Linked DNA regions of Homo sapiens: region 1 is linked to region 2. The links are chromatin loops, found by intact Hi-C in ENCODE. Cell type or tissue: PC-3. All regions are shown on one strand. Links, peaks and the distances in the headings refer to the core of each region. The heading gives the core; the rest is flanking DNA.

Evidence for each region. Peaks named below come from ENCODE experiments on the same cell type or tissue, not always from the same donor. Only the 100,000 strongest peaks of a DNase experiment are listed, where the experiment ranks them.
Region 1: a loop joins it to region 2, with 5 times the contacts of the local background. A loop is called at or near these places in 1 of 110 quality-filtered maps.

What each region holds. Positions count from the first base shown.
Region 1 is chr17:15,913,261-15,922,400 of GRCh38, reverse strand. It overlaps a transcript of ADORA2B not described here. Among named protein-coding and RNA genes, the nearest start is that of ADORA2B, 27 kb to the left of the region's middle. In PC-3, for the core only: no CTCF peak of the experiment used is centred there; a DNase peak (open chromatin) is centred at 1,340; H3K27ac peaks cover 2,500 bases.
Region 2 is chr17:15,825,063-15,834,202 of GRCh38, reverse strand. LOC105371557 (a long non-coding RNA gene) reads left to right here. Exons shown (of 4, transcript XR_934263.3): 4 at 2,623-2,691. It also overlaps the pseudogene SPECC1P1. Among named protein-coding and RNA genes, the nearest start is that of LINC02087, 12 kb to the right of the region's middle. RefSeq lists an enhancer at 5,114-5,408. In PC-3, for the core only: CTCF peaks have their summits at 5,102 and 5,304 (motif pointing left); a DNase peak (open chromatin) is centred at 5,302; H3K4me3 peaks cover 311 bases; H3K27ac peaks cover 1,132 bases.

The DNA of each region.
Region 1 (9,140 bases), core at 213-2,712, 92 kb before region 2:
TTTCTATGTATTGATAGCAATGTGTCTTGGAGACATTTGCCTAAGTGAAAAGAAAAAAACCCAAACAAAAACAAAAAGCCAGGTGCAGAATAAAATGCATAGCATGCTAACTTTGGGGTTAAAAATAAGAGGATATGATGCTACTCACATTTGCCTGTATGTGCCTAAGAAACTCTGGAAGGGTACACAAAATACTGATAACAGTAGTTACCAGTGTGTACGCATCTGGGAAGGGAAGGGAAGACTGAGTGGCACGGTCTTTCACTGTATATTTTTTCATAATTTTTTGAGTCAAGTAAAAATAAATGTTTGAATCTATTCAGAGTTAAACTTTAAGATGAAAAAGTATATAAACTGTCACAGACTTCTAATTCCCTACACAAGTCATCCTTCCTTTTTGTAACAGAACCCCAGACTAGATTTCCCACCCTTCCTTGAAGCTAGGTGTAGCCATGGGACTAATGAAATATAACAGAAAGTGTCACATGAGTCTTCTAGGAAGACATAAACTTTATTCTGTCTCCTGGGATATAGTTGTGATGACTGGAACTCTGGCAGCCATTTTCATTTATGAGGATAAATGCCACTCCCTTAAGGATGTGAGAGCTAAAAGGTGCCTGGATCCCTAATAATTTTGTGAATTCAGCATGCTAGCTTTGGAAGTTTTACCTCTGGACTTCTTTTTTTAATGAGAAGGGAGGAAGTTTCTTACCTTAAAGCACTGTTTTTCAGGACTCTATCCCTTGCCACTTAACCTAATTCTAACTGATACTGACGTGTGCTGATAAAACTACCAAAAAATATGTTAATTTTCATTACCCATTTTTGGTGTGATGATAGGACATTTTTATTTTCTTTGCGCCTTTGGTATTTTCTGTACTGAACATGTATTTTAGCATCAACTGTCACTTTAAAACAACATTTACACGATTACAGAAAATGGATCTTCTAGTTTCTGATTTTGTGTCAGGTAAATTTCACTTTCAAAGGAGATAATGACAGCAACCATCAAGAGGGATAATATCTCCAGAAGCCATTTGCAGTGGTGCTTTGTTAGCAGCAGAGATCTCATAGCATCACTGCTGCTGCAGAAGAACAGGCTGAGACCTTCCAGTTGAGTAAAAGCCGCCTGTTGCTTTAAATTGTAAGTGAGACCTAGAAGATGCTTGGAGCCAGTTCTGATTGAGATTTGCCAAATCCCCAGGCTCAGCTTGTCTGCTTTCTGGAAACAGGTTTCCATTGTCTATGACTGTCTGAAGCAGGGGAGAAATCCTCCATGGCCTGGGGAGATGGATGATAAAACTCACACGGGTGCCCCACTGGCTCACTGACTCATCCTGGAATGATCGGAAGGCCGGAAGCCTGGCACATGTTCTTGGACTCAAACATTGGTTTCCCACATTGCCATATACAAACAATTCCAGAGCGAGAGAATTTTTATAGAAGACCTGTTGAAAGTCTGAGAAGACCATCAGCAGGGAGCTCCCAGATGCCTACAGTTGTGCAATCTGTGAGTCATCCCGTTGGCCCCCTGCTGTGCTTCTCCAGCTGGGCTCGCAGCCTCCAAGGGATGAGGCCTGTCACAAATACCTGCGCGGTGCTGTGATGCACCTTTCTGGCGTGTCATTTTTATGTGAAAATTTGTGGTGGGGAAAGTCAACATTTTTTTTTTTTTTTTTTTGAGACGGAGTCTCCCTCTATCACCAGGCTGGAGTGCAGTGGCACGATCTTGGCTCACTGCAACCTCCACCTCCCAGATTCAAGTGATTCTCCTGCCTCAGCCTCCTGAATAGCTGGGACTAATGGCACGTGCCACCACACCCAGCTAATTTTTGTATTTTTAGTAGAGACGGGGTTTCACCATGTTGGCCAGGATGGTCTCAATCTCTTGACCTTGTGATCTACCCGCCTCAGCCTCCCAAAGTGCTGGGATTACAGGCGTGAGCCACTGTGGCTGGCCTGAAAGTAGTCACTTTTATATGAAACAATCATTGCTATGTCATAAGGGGAACAGAAACTTTTATTTATTTTGTATAAATTTAGGGGATACGACTGCAGTTTTGTTCCATGGGTATACTGAACAGTGGTGAAGTCTGGGCTTTTGGTATAGCCATCACCTGAATAGTGTACATTGCACCCATTAAGTAACTTCTCATGCCTCACTCTCCCTTCCGCCTTCGCACCCTTCTGTGTCTCCCGTGTCTATTATTCCACTCTGCATGTCCATGTGTACATATTATTTAGCTCCCATTTATAATGAGAACATTCAGTATTTGAGTTTCTGAAAACTCTGAAGCATTTATAAGGCTTCAAAATAAAAGATTTCAAAAAAAAATTACTGTAGTACACAGCTTCAAACTGTGTTCTGAGACCCCCTGGGGGCCACTGGGGTACTTTGGTCTAGGGAAAAGGTTTAAAACTCTGGCTTACAGGATTTCACGCTGACGCTAATTGAAACTGTCTTTGGGTCTGTATTACAATCAATCTTGTCTAGACACATTCACCCAATTTCTTCATGAACAAAGGTTTTCTTTAAAAAAATTATTTTTATTTTTTATAAAAAGTGGCTGGAGAAAGTGGGTCTTTTCCATCCTGTACACCCAGCTGGCCACTGGAGCCTCCTCTGCCCCCACCTGGCATCCCACCTGGCCTCCCTTCCCTTCCCTTCCCACCCACTGGGCACATCCACTGCTGTACCTGGTGGCTGTCTCCTGACCTCAGGAGGCTCAACCCTTGCAACATGCCTACCACTGGGCTTCAAGGCACCCATTTCCTGCTGAGGAGGTGGTGCCAGGACACACTAGGTGACCAAAGACACAGGTACCTGCCCTGGCACAGCTTGTAGTCCCTGGTTGAGGGTGGGAAACAGACATTCACCCCAAAATGACACCCATAGCTGGAGAGTTAAACATCTGATGATGGCCCTGAAGGAAAAATTAAGGCCACATTTTTTCAGGGAGCCCAGTTTAATTGGGGTGGGGGAATGGAGAGGTGTTTCTCTAAGGCAGTCTTGCTTTAGGTAGTCCTGAAAGGTGAGTAGAAGCTGGCAGGTAGAGGACAGATGCAGGAATGACTCAACGGGTTGCAGTGGGATTGGATGGGCACCTCCTGAAGGCTTTGGCTGGAAAATTCAGGTCAAATAATCCAAATTGGTTCCTACCAGGGCCTGGAATAGGCCACTGGGCTTTAGAACAAGACACCTCCAGTGGGTGCCATGGTTGTAGGATGGCAGGGAGCCCATCACAGTTTCCTTCCCCAAGAGGTGGCAACGAGGAGGTCACACTGCATCTGGAGTGTATCTGCTTAGGGCTGCCAGCAGTCAGGCTGGGCACTGGACAGCTGCCCAGGAAGCAGAGGAGAAAATAAACCTCCTCCTGGAGACTGAGAAGAGCCATAAACCGGATGTTGGTGGTGGGGGCTCAGGACCTGCCTGGGTGGTTCACTCAGGCTTCACTATTTGCTCCTCCTGCCTGGGCCTCTGGCTGTCCCCTGTCACACAGAGTGACCTGCCTGTCCCAAGGCTCTTACACGGCTGCCAGCAAAATCTGAAATTCAGATAAACAACCAATAATTCCTGAGTCTGTCCCAAATATTGCAGGAGGTGTACTTACGCTAAGAAATTATTCACTGTTGGCCAGGCGCGGTGGCTTACACCTGAATCCCAGCACTTTGGGAGGCCGAGGCGGGTAGATCACGAGGTCAGGAGTTTGAGACCAGCCTGGCCAACATGGTGAAACCCCATATCTACTAAAAATACAAAAATCAAACGGGCGTGGTGGCACTCGCCTGTAATCCCAGCTACTCGACAGGCTGAGGCAGGAGAATCGCTTGAATCCGGAAGGCGGAGGTTGCAGTGAGCCGACCTCAAGCTACTGCACTCCAGCCTGAGTGGCAGAGCAAGGCTGTCTCAAAAAAACAAACAAAAAGAAATTATTCATTGTTTATCTGAAATCCAAATTTAATTGGGCATCCTGTGTTGTATGTGGTGACTGTACTCAGCCTACAAACTAGGCCCCTACCGGAGGAAAGGTTTAAGACTCCGACTTTTAAGGGGCCAGAAGACGCAAAAGAAGATATAAGCCCACAGCAATGCACTGAATGTTTGTGTGCCCCTCTCCAAATTCCTCTGCTGAAACCTGAACCAAGGTGAAGGTATAAGGAGCTGGGGCCTTGGGGAGGTGACCAGGTCATGAGGATGGAAGGATTCCTGCCCCTGTAAGAGGCCAGGAGCAGCTCCCTCTGTCCAAGTGAGGACACAGCAAGAAGGTGGTCTTGGGCAACCGGGAAGAAGGCCTTTTCCAGAGCCCGACCACGCTGCCACCCCGAGCGCAGACTCCCAGGACCACGAGATAGCAATGTTGTTTCTAAGCTGCCCAGTCTAAGGTGCCTCGCGACGGCCACCTGGACGTACAATCACCCACAAGGATACGGAGGAGGACAGCCCGGGCCCAGTGCAGGCTCGAGAGGGAGGGAGGGACAGCGGCAGGAGGCGGGGCTGGGACCGAGCCCGAGCACTCGCCTGGACAGGCGAAGTTTGGGGTGGCCTCCTGTGGCAGGGGGTTGGGGAGCCTAAGCCAAGGAGCCGAGTAGGCGGTGACTGCGCGCCCCTGCCCGCGCCAGGCCCGGAGCGGTCGTCTGTTGAATGGAGCCCCTGATGCGACCAGCATGGGCCAGGCTAGGCAGGGGCAGGAGCCCTTCGGCAGAGCCCCCGTCACCGGCGCGGAGCCGCAGCCTGGGGAGGCCCCTGCCGCTGGAGTCCGGCCCCGGGAGCGCGAGATTGCTGGGCATCCCTGTTCCCTAGCCCGGAGCCCCGCCTAGGGGAGCCCTCCAGTGCCTGCGGGGGCAGGGCTGGGCAGGGGGAAGGGGTCCTCGGGCGTCAGACCCCAGCCCAGCCTGCACCGTCCACATGGTGCAGGGGCGCGGTCCCAGGATGGGCGGCCGCAGCCCTGAGGAGATTTGGCTGCGCCGGCTCAGCCTGGCGCCTTGTGGGCGCCCCTTGGGAGCCCTGAGGGAACGTGCCCCTCGAGACTCCGAGACTCCGTGGGTACCGCTGTCCCCGCCTAGCCCCCTCTTCAAGAGGACACCAGCGTACCGTGGCAGGCACGGTCTGGCTCTGTTGCCCAGGAGGGAATGCAGTGGCACAATCAGATCTCACTGCAGCCTCTATCTCTCGGGTTCAAGCGATTCTCCCGCCTCTGACTCCCAAGTAGCTGGGACCACAGGCGCCACCACGCCCAGCTCATTTTTAGTTTTTTGTGGAGATGCAGTCTCGTTTTTGTTGCCCAGGCTGGTCTTGAACTCCTGCTCAAGCCATCCTCCCATGTTGTCCTCCCAAAGAGCTGGGAAGCCACTGTGCCCGGCCTTGTTTTTCAATTAAGAGATCACAGCAAGTGCTCCTCCTTCTCCAGGACAGGTGGCCGATGGTGGAGCATTGAGCAGTGGCTAGGAGTGCAGGCTTTGGTGCCAGATCACTTAGGTTTAAATCCTTGCTTTGCCTTCTCCAAGCTGAGCTGCTTTAGGCAAATTATTGAGCCTTTCTGTGCCTCAGTTTCCTGGTCTATAAAATGGTCTGGCAATGACCTAATTCACTGGTGCCACAACCCCTTCTAAGGGAGGAGACCACCCCTCATACTGTCTTATGCCCAATTTCTGCCTCCAAAGAAAGAATTAAAAACTAAAAGGCAGAAATGAAATCCACAGGCAGACAGCCTGGCACCACTCCCTGGGCCTGGTAATTAAAGATTGACCCCTGATGTAATTGGTTATGTTATCTATAGATTACAGACACTGTATAGAAAAGCACTGTGAAAATCCCTGTCCTGTTCTGTTCTAATTACCGACGCAGGAGCTTGCAGACCCCAGTCATGTACCCCCCCTCCTTGCTCAGTTGATCACGACCCTCTCACGCGGACCCCCCTTAGAGTTGTGAGCCCCTAAAAGGGACAGGAGTTGTTCACTCAGGAGCTCAGTTGTTGGAGATGTGAGTCTTGTCGAAGCTCCTGGTCGAATAAAGCCCTTCCTTCTTTAACTCGGTGTCTGAGGGGTTTTGTCTGTGACTTGTCCTCCTACACTTCAACTCAGGGGCTGGCTCAGACCCACAGTCCTGCTGGGCTTCCAGCTGCAGTAGCACAAAGCTGCAGTCCCCAGGAAGGTTGACTTGTTTGGGAGAAGCCTGATTCCCATCCCAGGACACATAACAGCCTGCAGCTCATCCCGCTTACCACTGCCTTTGGAGGGAGACAGCTCTGGGCTGCAAGAGTCTTCGCCTGTTCGTAAGCAGGCAGCCATAGTGAGTGCCATGTGACCCCCCCACCCCAGCTGACAGCCAGGGCAGCCGACTGCTGACTGGTTAGTGACCCGTGAGGTGATCCCATGTGAAAATCAGTGCCTGCTCAGGCAGAATGGGGAGACCTATCGCAGGCCAATCTGATTCTTCAGCTTGTGTGACGGTTAACTTTATGTGTCAACTTCACTGGGCCAAGGGATGTCCACATAGCTGGTTGGACATTGTTTCTGGGGTGGCTGTGAGGGCGTTTCTGGAAGAGATTAGTATTTGGGTTGGTGAACTAAATCAAGCAGATACCCTCCCCAATATCAGTGGGCATCACCCAATCCACTGAGGGCTTAAATATAACCAAAAGGTAGAGGAATATTTAATTCTTTAGGCCTTTGAACATCACCACTGGCCTTCCTGGGTCTCCACTTGGACACGGCAGACTGTGGGACTTCTCAGCCTCCATAGTCACATGGGGCAGTTCTGTATAATTAATCTCATTCCCTTTCTGTCCACCTGTCTATCTATCACCTATCTATCTCCTATTGGGGCTGTTTCTCTGGAGAACCTTGACTAACACAGCTTGGTAACTATAACTAGAAAATACAGAAAGATTCCATGGATTGTTAATGGGTGGAGAAAGAAAGAAGAGATGACTATGGCAGGCAGAATAATGGTCCCCAGAGATGTCCACTCCTGAGTCCCTGGAACCTGTAAATGTGTTAGCTTACATGGCAGAAGGGACTCTGCAGATGTGATTAAGGTTAGAGACCTTGCAATAGAGAGAATAGCCTGGATTCTCCAGATAGGCCCAATCTACTTAACATGAGTCCTTAAAATCAGAGCGCCTTTCGCAGCAGCAGAGAACCAGGGGAGATGTGACTGGAAGAACAGCCACAGAGGCAACGCTGCTGGCTTTGAAGATGCAGGAAGGGGCCACAAGCTAAGGAATGCAGGAGGCCCCTGGAGGCTGGGAATGGCAAGAAGGCGGATTCTCTTCTAGAGCCTCCAGGAAGGAAGCTGCACTGTGACACCTTGATTTTAACACAGTGAGGCTATGCTGCACTTCTGAACCCCAGGACTGTGAGATACCAAGTTCCTGTTGTTTTAAGCCACTGAGTTTGTGATAATTTGTTACAACAGCCACAGAAAGCGAATACAATGACAGTGAGCAGTCATGACTCAGCCCGAGGTAGTCACGAAATGAGGGTTGCCCCAAAAGACCTGAACTTTGAGGAGAGTTGCCTAAGAAGTTAGGATCTAAAGTCAGTGCACAAGTTGGAAATTCTCCTGTGTCAGTTGCCATCAAGCTACCATCTGGAACATCTAAAAATCCTCTCAAATGGCCCCAACACAGCCAAGTTTTCCTCCAGGGATGCGCTGAGCATTAGATGAAACAGTTAGCTTGCAGTTAAGGTCCATACTGTATCCAAACAAACAAGCAAGCAAAGAAAGCTTTAAATACTGAAACTGCACTCAATGTCATGGGACACTTACACAATGGGTGACCCACAGGAGCTGAGGCTGTAGACAGACCAGCTATATGGTTCATGCTTGCTCTGGGGCACATGATTATTGGCTGCAATGGCAGGTGACAATAGACACATCCTGTTTTTTTTAACAGCTGGGCACAGTGGCTCACACTTGTAATCTCAGCACTTTGGGAGACTCGGATGGGAGGATCACTTGGGGCCAGAGGTTTGAGGCTAGCCTGGGCAACAAAGCAAGAGCCCTCTCTCTACAAAAAGTAAAAATATAAAAAGTCAGCTGGGTGTGATGGCATGCATCTGTAGTCCTAGCTACTTAGGAGGCTGAGGTGGAAGGATCCCTTGATCCCAGGAGTTCAAGGTTCTAGTGTGCTAGGATCATGCCACCACACTCCAGCATGGGCAAGAGAGTGAGATTGTCTCAAAGAATTTTTTTTTGAATTAACCTTATTTTTTCTTCCAACTATAGGTGGTCAAATGTGTGGGAGTAAAATGTGTGTTTGAAATGCCTTCCCAGGACTCAGTATGGCTCATTTTCCTCCTTGCCATGAGCTGCATGTCCCCATGATTCGGGGCAGCCCGCCTAGGTGCCTGTTCCTGGCTATCAGAAGAGCACAGTGAAGTCCTCCTGCCCCTGAGAAGATCGAAGACTCTGCTGTGGTCAAGGTTCCTTCTCCAGCCATATGTGTTGTCTAGGATTAGACTTTTCAAACAGTGGCCAGGCCTTCTGAGGTCACATGTAGCAGTAAAAGCAAGCTGTGGCTAACTTTTCCCATGTTCCATTTTCTGTTTTGCTATTTTTCTGATATGAGGGTAATGATCTGGTTTAAAGGGTGATATAAATAGTAACCCAGATGGACATATGGGAGGGGTGACGGGACCGGCCCTTTGGCCAACACTGCAAGATGTCCAGGCCAAATTTTTTTATAGCATATTTTTCATAATCTAGAAAAATGTTGGTAAGGTTTTAATAAGGCAGGTGAGTCAAGTTACAATGTATGAATTTAATGAGTTTGGAAGGTTCAGAGATTCTGCTTGGAAATGTATTGTGTCCATTCATGATACCATAAGTGATAGTAGCAGAGAAAGAAGGAAAAATGACAAAGGTCTTAGAATGGCCAGGTTTTGAGTTTCCCTCCAGGGGTCCTTCTTGTTTGCAATTCTGGGATTTTCACCATCAAGCTGGAAAAGCTGGAAACAACTGTTGACAAGACTGACTGCAGCTCTGAAACCAGGCTGGATGCGGAGGTGTTTATTCCTTGAGTTCAGTGAAGAATTCCAAGTCAGAATGACCATCAGTGGGAGCTGGATATTTCCACTAATTAATCAAAAATTATCTATTTAGCAACTGTTACACATTAGGCTGTAGCATTTTGAGT
Region 2 (9,140 bases), core at 3,883-6,382:
GCCAGGCATTCTCCTCCTCCTTCTCCTTCTCCTCCAGCAGTTCAGCAGTTTCCTCTTCACAGTGCCCAGCTCCTGCTGGGCTTCTCACTTGACATTGTTGGCCACTGCCACCGCAGTCTGCAGATCCGGCTGGAACCACCTCCATTCCATGGTCTTCTTCTGAAAATGCCAGAGCCCAACCCTGTGTCAGATGCCTGCCAGGGCTGGTGCCTGGGCAGAGACTCCAGAGCCCCTGTATCAGTCACCAAGAAAGAACAGCCAGCAGTGCTTAGTGAGGCCCTGCTTTCACGGTGTCTTGCTGCTAGGAAAAGGCACTGGTGGAAATTACACCTTCAGGTTATGAGAGCTCTCCATCCTGACAACAAATGACTGCTTTGATTTTACTTCCTGCTGGCAAGAACTTACAGTTTCAGGACCCATGTCATGAAAATGTTCCAAGATAAAGCAGGATAGAGAGAGTGATCCAGACCTTGGAGGGGTAATTTATAGGAAGATGGTGGTGAAGGCTCCTGCCACATCTCCCCTGTATCTGCTCAGTCAGAGTCTTTAGCTGCCTCCCCAGATCTGACTTCTGTTTCTCCAGCTTGATCACATTACCTAGAAATAGACAATTCAGACAGGCCTTGGAAGAGTTGTGAGACTCTTGAGAGAAGATAAGTCAGGTAGCAAAGGGGCAGCTCCACATGCCACAGCAGGTGTTCAAATCTACTCTAAATGCATTCTACTCTAAATGCAACTTTTAGCAATTTCAATTTACCCTGCAAAGAGGGGCTGGAAGCAGCAAGTTCCTCCAAAATAGGGAACACGATGATCTGAAAAACACATGGTGCATATTGAGGTTACAGTCTCAGCAGACAGGATGCACAACCAAATAGCACTACGGGAAGAGGCCTCCTTGGCCACACACACTTGCACACCGAGCCCGGCCTCCCTCGCACTCACACGCAATCATCCTGAGTGTCCTTTATTGCTGTGAGATAGAGGCTTTCACATAACAGAGCACATGACTGCTTATTCCTCCTGTGGTTTGTAAAGCACTTTCCAGAGTCGTGGGTCTCAACGGCAGTTAAGCCTCTGAATCATTGGTGAAGCTTTTCAAAAGCACTGATGTTCTAGTCCACACTCCAGACACCTGGAGGCAGAATCTCCAAGGGCAGACAGAACCCGAGGATGTGTGCATTTGACATCTTCCCAGGTGGCTTGCCTGCCTCTCCCTACTTAAGGACACCTGCAACCCTTCGTTCTCCTCGCCTCCAATTCTCTCCATATGGCTATCAGAGTCATTCGAGTTTAAATCTGATGGTGTCAGTCACCAAGCTGAAATTCCTCAATAGGTCCTCATGCTCTAACCTAGAGCAGTTTTCTATGAAGGCTGTGAATCAGAATCACCAGAGAAGGCTAAAAAGATGCTTGTGGGCAGGTCCTACCCCAGCAGTTCTAGTTCTAGTGGGCCTGGGAGTCTGAGTCTGGGATTATTCTGCTGAGTAGAAAACACCCCCTAATTTCCTTTCATTTTTCAGTCCATTTCTCTCCCATCAGGATCTCATGGGAAGGAGTGATCGGTCTAGGGCTGTGTCTCGGGGTCTCTGAGCAAAAAGATATCTGAATAATACTTCAAAATCCTTTTAAAAAGTTTAACAGCTTTTCAAAAGATGGCTTGGGTTATTGTCAGTCCTGGATATATGATGATATAACCACAGGGGTGGGCCTAAATTTTGCTGTGGACATTAATTATACACTGGTTTTCTTGGTGTGTCTGTGCTGACTTTTAAGGATTTAGGGACAATACAACCCCATTCTCAACAGCAAAATATCACAAAAACAAAAACAAAACAGAACAGAACTTGTCTTCTTTGACTTTTCTTCACAATCATGGTGCTGGGTTTGGAAGGATACACTGATGATAATGGTGTCCAGGTTTTCAGCTGTATCCTGAGAACAGCCTGGATGGCACCGACACTGAATGCTGAGGTTCCACAGTTCTACTGCGTGTCATGTTCAAGAAGAAACGAGGCAGGTGCTGTCAACTCTCACTCTAACCAACTAATCAATATCTGGAATACACAGTCAATTCTCAGGTTCGTGCACAGAGTTGCATCTGGCAATATCTCCATAAAACAAGCAAGTCTCATCAGCAGTGGAAACTCATTCTTCCCATTTCCTTCTTCCTAACACTGAGGAAGTATTTTTAAATTTTTCCTCAGTCTCCTGATCTGCACAACCTGCCTTGCCTGCAACGTTAACCATTCTCACACCTTACAGCCTTTCGAAACCTAGGAGCCGACCAGCACTAACCAAGAAGGATTTAATATTTTCCTGACCTGAGATGATGTGCACGTACGTGTCTTTGGTTTTCAGTCTCACAATAATGTTGCCCACTGCTTTTTAAAATTGGCCGTCTTCTCATGAATCCATAAATTTGGCTGCTTTTCCATCTTTTCCACAGCTGCATCACACTCTACAGATGTCCCTTTAGCATGTCAGGGCAGCTTTACATACATATTGTTGAACTTCCTCTCCCTTTCTCTGATGTACTGTGTTGTCGATTCAGTAACTCAGGCTTAACAGCACAGGAGCTCATGCCTTCAAGAAACTTCCGTAACATACGTGTCTTCTCTGCAGGTCTCTCTCAGCCTCCCTGCGCTTAGGGACAGTGGACAGCACTGCAGCACTGCAGCACTGCACTTGGGGCCATTTTAAACAGCGAAGTCACCAAAACCACGCAAAAAAATGCTAAAAGCACAGTACTAAACAGACCATGGAAAAGACATATGTACAGTATGAGAAGGTAAAGTGTCTGTCTGACCTCAGTGGGGAGCATAAGCACTGGATGACTCAACGTTTTCACTTCTCTGTGCATGTCCAAAAATGACAAAAATGACTCAGTGGAAGTACTCTGCCTGTTGATTTGGGGGTTAAAATACATTTGAGCAGCTGGGCGCAGTGGCTCATGCCTGTAATCTCAGCACTTTGGGAGGCCAAGGCGGGTGGATCACCTGAGGTTGGGAGTTCAAGACCAGCCTGACCAACATGGAGAAACTCCGTCTCTACTAAAAAAATACAAAATTAGCCGGGCATGGTGGCGCATGCCTGTAATCCCAGCTACTCGGGAGGCTGAGGCAGGATAACCTCCGGTGAGCCAAGATTGCACCATTGCACTCCAGCCTGGGCAACAAGAGCAAAACTCCATCTAAAAAAAAAAGAAATTTTTAGCAAGCAGGTGAATTCACAAATGTGCAATCTGTGAATCTGTGAATAAGGAGGATCAACTGCACGGTGTGGGGAACTTCTCAGGCAACTGACCAGGCTATTCTTAGTAATGATTGGTGTGACCTAAATGCTTTGCCCATTAAACCTTTTTTTTTTTTTTTTTTTGAGGCAGAGTTTCACTCTGTTGCCCAGGCTAGAGCGCAATGGTGTGATCTCAGCTCACTGCAACCTTCACCTCCTGGGTTCATGTGATTCTCCTGCCTCAGCCTCCTAAGTAGCTGGGATTACAGGCACCCGCCACCTCACCTGGCTAATTTTTGTATTTTTAATAGAGACAAGGTTTCATCATGTTGGCCAAGTTGGTCTCAAACTCTTGACCTCAGGTGATCCACCCACCTCGACCTCCCAAAGTGCTAAGATTACAGGCGTGAGCCACCACACCTGGCCATGTCCATTAAGTCTTTTGTCACAAAAGCGAAGCACATTAGATGTGATAATTTGATAAGGCTCATTTGGACAAAGCAGGCAACGTTTAATCCCTTTTAAAAATTTCTTTTCCCAAGTCAAAGTAAACAATGAGCTCATAAGCCACATAATGATGCCTCTTCAGCAACTAAGTGGCCAACATCTGTAAGTTACTTGATATCCTACCATCAATGGCACACATGCAGGAATTGTTTTCTTCCTTAGACCAAGAGCACACATTTTTCATCCACTCTGACACCTATCATCCAACTCTATCAGCTCCAAGAGACAACACATTGTCAATGCTTGGTGACAACACAGTGTCAATGCTTGGCAAGGTATTTCTTCTGAATAACCCATTCCTACCCCACAGAATGTCCTTAGGAAAAGTCCCTGTGAACTCTCACACAGTCACAGCTGAAGTGTCCCAACTTGTGGCCTCCAAGCCGATCAGGCTGCTCAGAGACAGTGGCAGCAGCATGGCTCACACACAGCACATCTAGCACAGACAAGAAACATTTGTGGCTGGGTACAGTGATTCACATCTGTAATCCCAGTGCTCTGGGAGACTGATTTGGGACAATCGCTTGAGCCCACAAGTTTGAGGCTGTGGTGAGTATGGTCATACCACTGCACTCCAGTCTGGGAAACAGACTGAGACCCTCTCTCTAAAACAACAACAAACAACAAAGCATTTGCTATTTTTCACAGTCACTTATGTTACTTACTCTTTTCTTCTGTTATCCAGTTTTCAACTTAGTTTAAGAGATTAATGATTGTTTCTTAGGTGACATTCTTCCCGGGAGATTATAGCACACTCAAATGAAAGACTCTTCATAAACCCCAGCCAACACACGGTCAAAAACCTTCCCACAGTCACCCACTGCTGCTGGGTTCTTTAGTGTCCTACTCACTTCCAATCCACATTTCACCTGGGCTTGACCCCACTTATTTTTTAGCTCACTGATAAGTTGAGTACTGTGTAACTTGATAACCCAGTGCTGTTCCACCTGATCTTCCAGTGCAAACATGGTTTCTTTCATGTCTTTGATCTCTGCATCACTCTCTGATGATGCTTCTTGCAGCTTTAGGCTGGTTCTGTTTAGCTGTTCTGCTTGGTGATTACACATCTCCTTCAGGTATGAATAATCTTTTTCCACTTAAAATAAAAGGAAAGTTCCCTGGTCAGTTTAACAACAAAGTTCCCGCAGCGATCAGTCCACTACAAGCCAAAGCCCCATCATGACACAATATACCCATGTAACAAACCTGTACACGAACCCCCTCAATCTAAAATAATACATCACAAAAAACCCCTGGCAAGTCAGCAGCAGGCTCATGGACACAGTGGCAAAGACGCCTTTGGCATGTGCTGTTTCTTGCATTATTAGCCTCAGAAACAGCCGAGGCCACGAACAGTCAGAGAAACATGATGTATGCTTCCAAATGGCTGGATTCTGTACCCCTTCCTACAAGCGAAAGGGAAATCTGCACGCATTTAAATATTCCTCTTTCCTGCAGCTGGGGGAGCAGTGCTTCCCTGGGAGGCACTGGCCCTGTACCAAGAGGGCTGCCTGGTGTGGCCGCCCCACCGCACATCAGCTATGGGGTGGCGCCCTCTGCTGCTGAGCTGTGAACAACGCCCCTGAAGCAAGGCTGATCTTCAATCTCCTTAGCCATAAGATACTTAGCAGTAAGTTACAATGTTTCTTTAGAGAAATACACTATGAACCTGATAGAGAACCACAGTGGAAGGCACAGAGCACTGAAACATACACATACCAGAAGCAGAAAAGTGGCACAGTACAGTCCTTCCACCTGTTCAATTTTTGATTGTTAATATTCTAAATATACAGGAAACTACCAAGAATAATGATAAACAGGTACTCAGACTTAACAATAGTTAAATTTTGCCACATTTGCAAAATCTTTTTATTCTAGGAAGAATTTTTTAAAGCTTCAATGTACCCTCCCACCTCAGAGAGTAATAAGCATTATCCTAAAATTGCTATGTGGTCATCCCTTGAATGGTTTTTCACTTTTACTATATATGTATGTATCCATGATAATGCCTAGTATTGTTCTGGGTGTTTTGAGTGTTTTACACAATGTTATATATACTATATTGTGCTTTTAGAGTGTCGGGTTTGTAACATGGTAATATGCTCTATCCCTCACCATCTATGCTTATTATGCCCTTGCACCTTGCTTTTAGCTGTGTTTTCAAAATGTATCCATACTGGTACACATCCTGCTAGGTGGCTACTTTAGTTGCTGCATAGTATTCCACTGTCTTCAGAAGAAACTATCAACAGAGTAAACAGACAACCTATAGAATGGGAGAAAATATACATTGTTAAGGTATATATTAACAAAGGGAAGCCAGGCAGGTGGCTCAGGACTGTAAACCCAGCCCTTTGGGAGGCCGAGGTGAGTGGATCACCTGAGGTCAGGAGTTCGACACCAGCCTGGTCAACATGGTGAAAACTCCGTCTCTACTAAAAAATACAAAAAATTGGCCAGGCACGGTGTCTCACGCCTGTAATCCCAGCACTTTAGGAGGCCGAGGCAGGTGGATCACTTGGTCAGGAGATCGAGACCATCCTGGCCAACAGGGTGAAACCCTGTCTCTATCAAAAATACAAAAATTAGCTGGGCGTGGTGGCATGTGCCTATAATCCCAGCTACTTGGGAGGCTGAGGCAGGAGAATCACTTGAACCAGGGAGTCAGAAGTTGCAGTGAGCCGAGATTGCGCCACTGTACTCCAGCCTGGTGACAGAGTGAGACTCTGTCTTAAAAAACAAAAAACAAAAAATTAGCCAGGTGTGGTACCAGGCGCCTGTAACCCCAGCTACTTGGGAGGCTGAGGCAGGAGTATCGCTTGCACCCTGGAGGTGGAGGCTGCAGTGAGCCATTGCACTCCAGCCTGGGCAACAAGAGTGAAACTCCATCTAAAATAAATAAATAAAAATAAAAAGGAACGCAGCAAGAAGATATAACAATTATAAATTTATATAAACCTAATAGCAGGATCCCAAAGTATATTTTTAAAAATTGACAGAATGAAAGGGAGAAATACTCTTACACTAATACTAGGACATTTCAATACTTCACTTTCAATAATAGAACAACCAGACAGATCAATAAGAAAATACAGGACTTGAACAACACTACAAACCAACTGGACACAACAGACACATACACAACACTCCACCCCACAACAGGAGAATACACATTCCTCTCAAGTGCACATGGTACGTTCTCCAGGATAGACCACATGTTAGGCCACAAAACAAACCTTAACACATTCTTAAAAATTTAAAATAATTCAAAGTATCTTTTCTGATCACAATGTTATAAAACTACAAATCAATAACAGAAGGAGAACTGGAAAATTCACACATGTGGAAATTAAACACACTCTTTCTCAACTGGTCAAAGAAGAAATGACAAGGGAAATTTGAAAATATCTTGAGACAAAGGAAAATGAAAAGGCAACATGCCAAAAGTTATGGGATACAATAAAACAATGTGAAGAGGGAAGTTTATGTAAACGCATACACTGAAAAAGAAGAAACATAACCAGATCATAACCTAATTATACACCTTGAGGAAATAGAAAAGGAAGAGCAAACCAAACCCAAAGCTAGCAGATGGAAATAATGATTACAGCAGAGATAAACAACATACAGATGGAAAAACAATAGAGAAAATCAACAAAACCAAAAGCTAGCTCTTTAAAAGATCAACAAAATTAGCAACACATTAGCTAGACTAATAAAAAGACTCAAATTATCAAAATCAGAAATGAAATTTGTTAAGAAAAAGAGAAAACTCAAACTATCAAAATCAGAAAGGAAATTTACTAAGAAAAAGAGAGAAGACTCAAATTATTAAAATCAGAAGTGAAATTGGAAACAGTATTACTTATTTTATGAAAATAAAAAAGATTATAAGAGAATACTATGAACAGCAGTATACCAATAAATTTTATAACCTGGATAAAATGGGCATATTCCTAGAAACACACAATCTACCAAAACTGACACATTAAGAAACAGAAAATCTGAATAGACCTACAACTGGTGAGGAAGTGAGGAGACTGAATCAGTAATAAGAAACCTACTGGCCGGGTGTGGTGGCTCACACCTTTAATCCTAGCACTTTGGGAGGCCGAGGCGGGCAGATCACTTGAGGTCGGGAGTTCAAGACCAGCCTGACCAACATGGAGAAACCCTGTCTCTACTAAAAATACAAAAATTAGCCAGGTGTGGTGGCACATGCCTGTAATCCCAGCTACTCAAGAGGTTGAGGCATGAGAATCGCTTGAACCCGGGAGGCAGAGGTTGCAGTGAGCCGAGATTGTACCATTGGACTCCACCCTGGGCAACAAGAGCAAAACTTTGTCAAAAAAAAAAAAAAAAAAAAAAACAATGACAAGCACAAGACCAGATTGCTTTACTAGTGAACCCCACCAAAACATTTAAAGAATCAACTCTAATTCTTCTCAAACTCTTCCCAAAAATCAAAGAGGAGGGAACACTTCCTAACTCATTCTATAAAGTCAGCATTACACTGATACCAAAGCCCAATGAAGCCATCACAAAAAAGAAAATTACAGACCAATATGCCTTAAGTATTTAGATGCAAAAATTCTCAATAAAATATTAGCAAAGTGAACCCAACAGCATATCAAAGAAATTATTCACCATAACCAAGTGGAATTTATTCCTGGAGTGCAAAGATGGTTCAACATAAAAAAAACAATCAGTAAAATGCACCACATTAAAAAAATTAAAAGGCCAGGCATGGTGGCTCATGCCTGTAATCCCAGCACTTTGGGAGGCTGAGGCGGGTGGATCATGAGGTCAGGAGATCAAGACCATCCTGGCTAACATGGTGAAACCCCATCTCCACTAAAAATACAAAAAATTAGCCGGGTGTGGTGGCGGGTGCCTGTAGTCCCAGCTACCTGGGAGGCTGAGGCAGGAGAATCGCTCAAACCCAGGAGGCAGAGGTTGCAGTGAGCCGAGATTGCACCACTGCACTCCAGCCTGGGTGACAGAGTGAGACTCCATCTCAAAAAAAAAAGGAAAAAAATTACAGAAAAAACTATGTTCATCTCAGTTGATGCAGAAAAAACAATTTAAAAAATCCAATACTTTTTCATGATAAAAACACAAGAAACTAGGGTAGAAAGTAACTTCCCTATCATGATAAAGGCCATATTTGAGAATCCCACAGCTAACAACATTCTCAGTGGTGAAAGAGTGAAAGCTTTCCCCTAAGATCAGGAACAAGATCAGGATGCACACATGTCACTTCTCTTCAACATAGCCAGAGCACTTATGCAAGAAAAAGAAATAAAGATATAAACATTGGAAAGGAGAGCATAAGAATATCTCTGTTCACAGACAACATAATCTTCTATGTAAAAAACACTAACAATTCCACTCAATGGGGA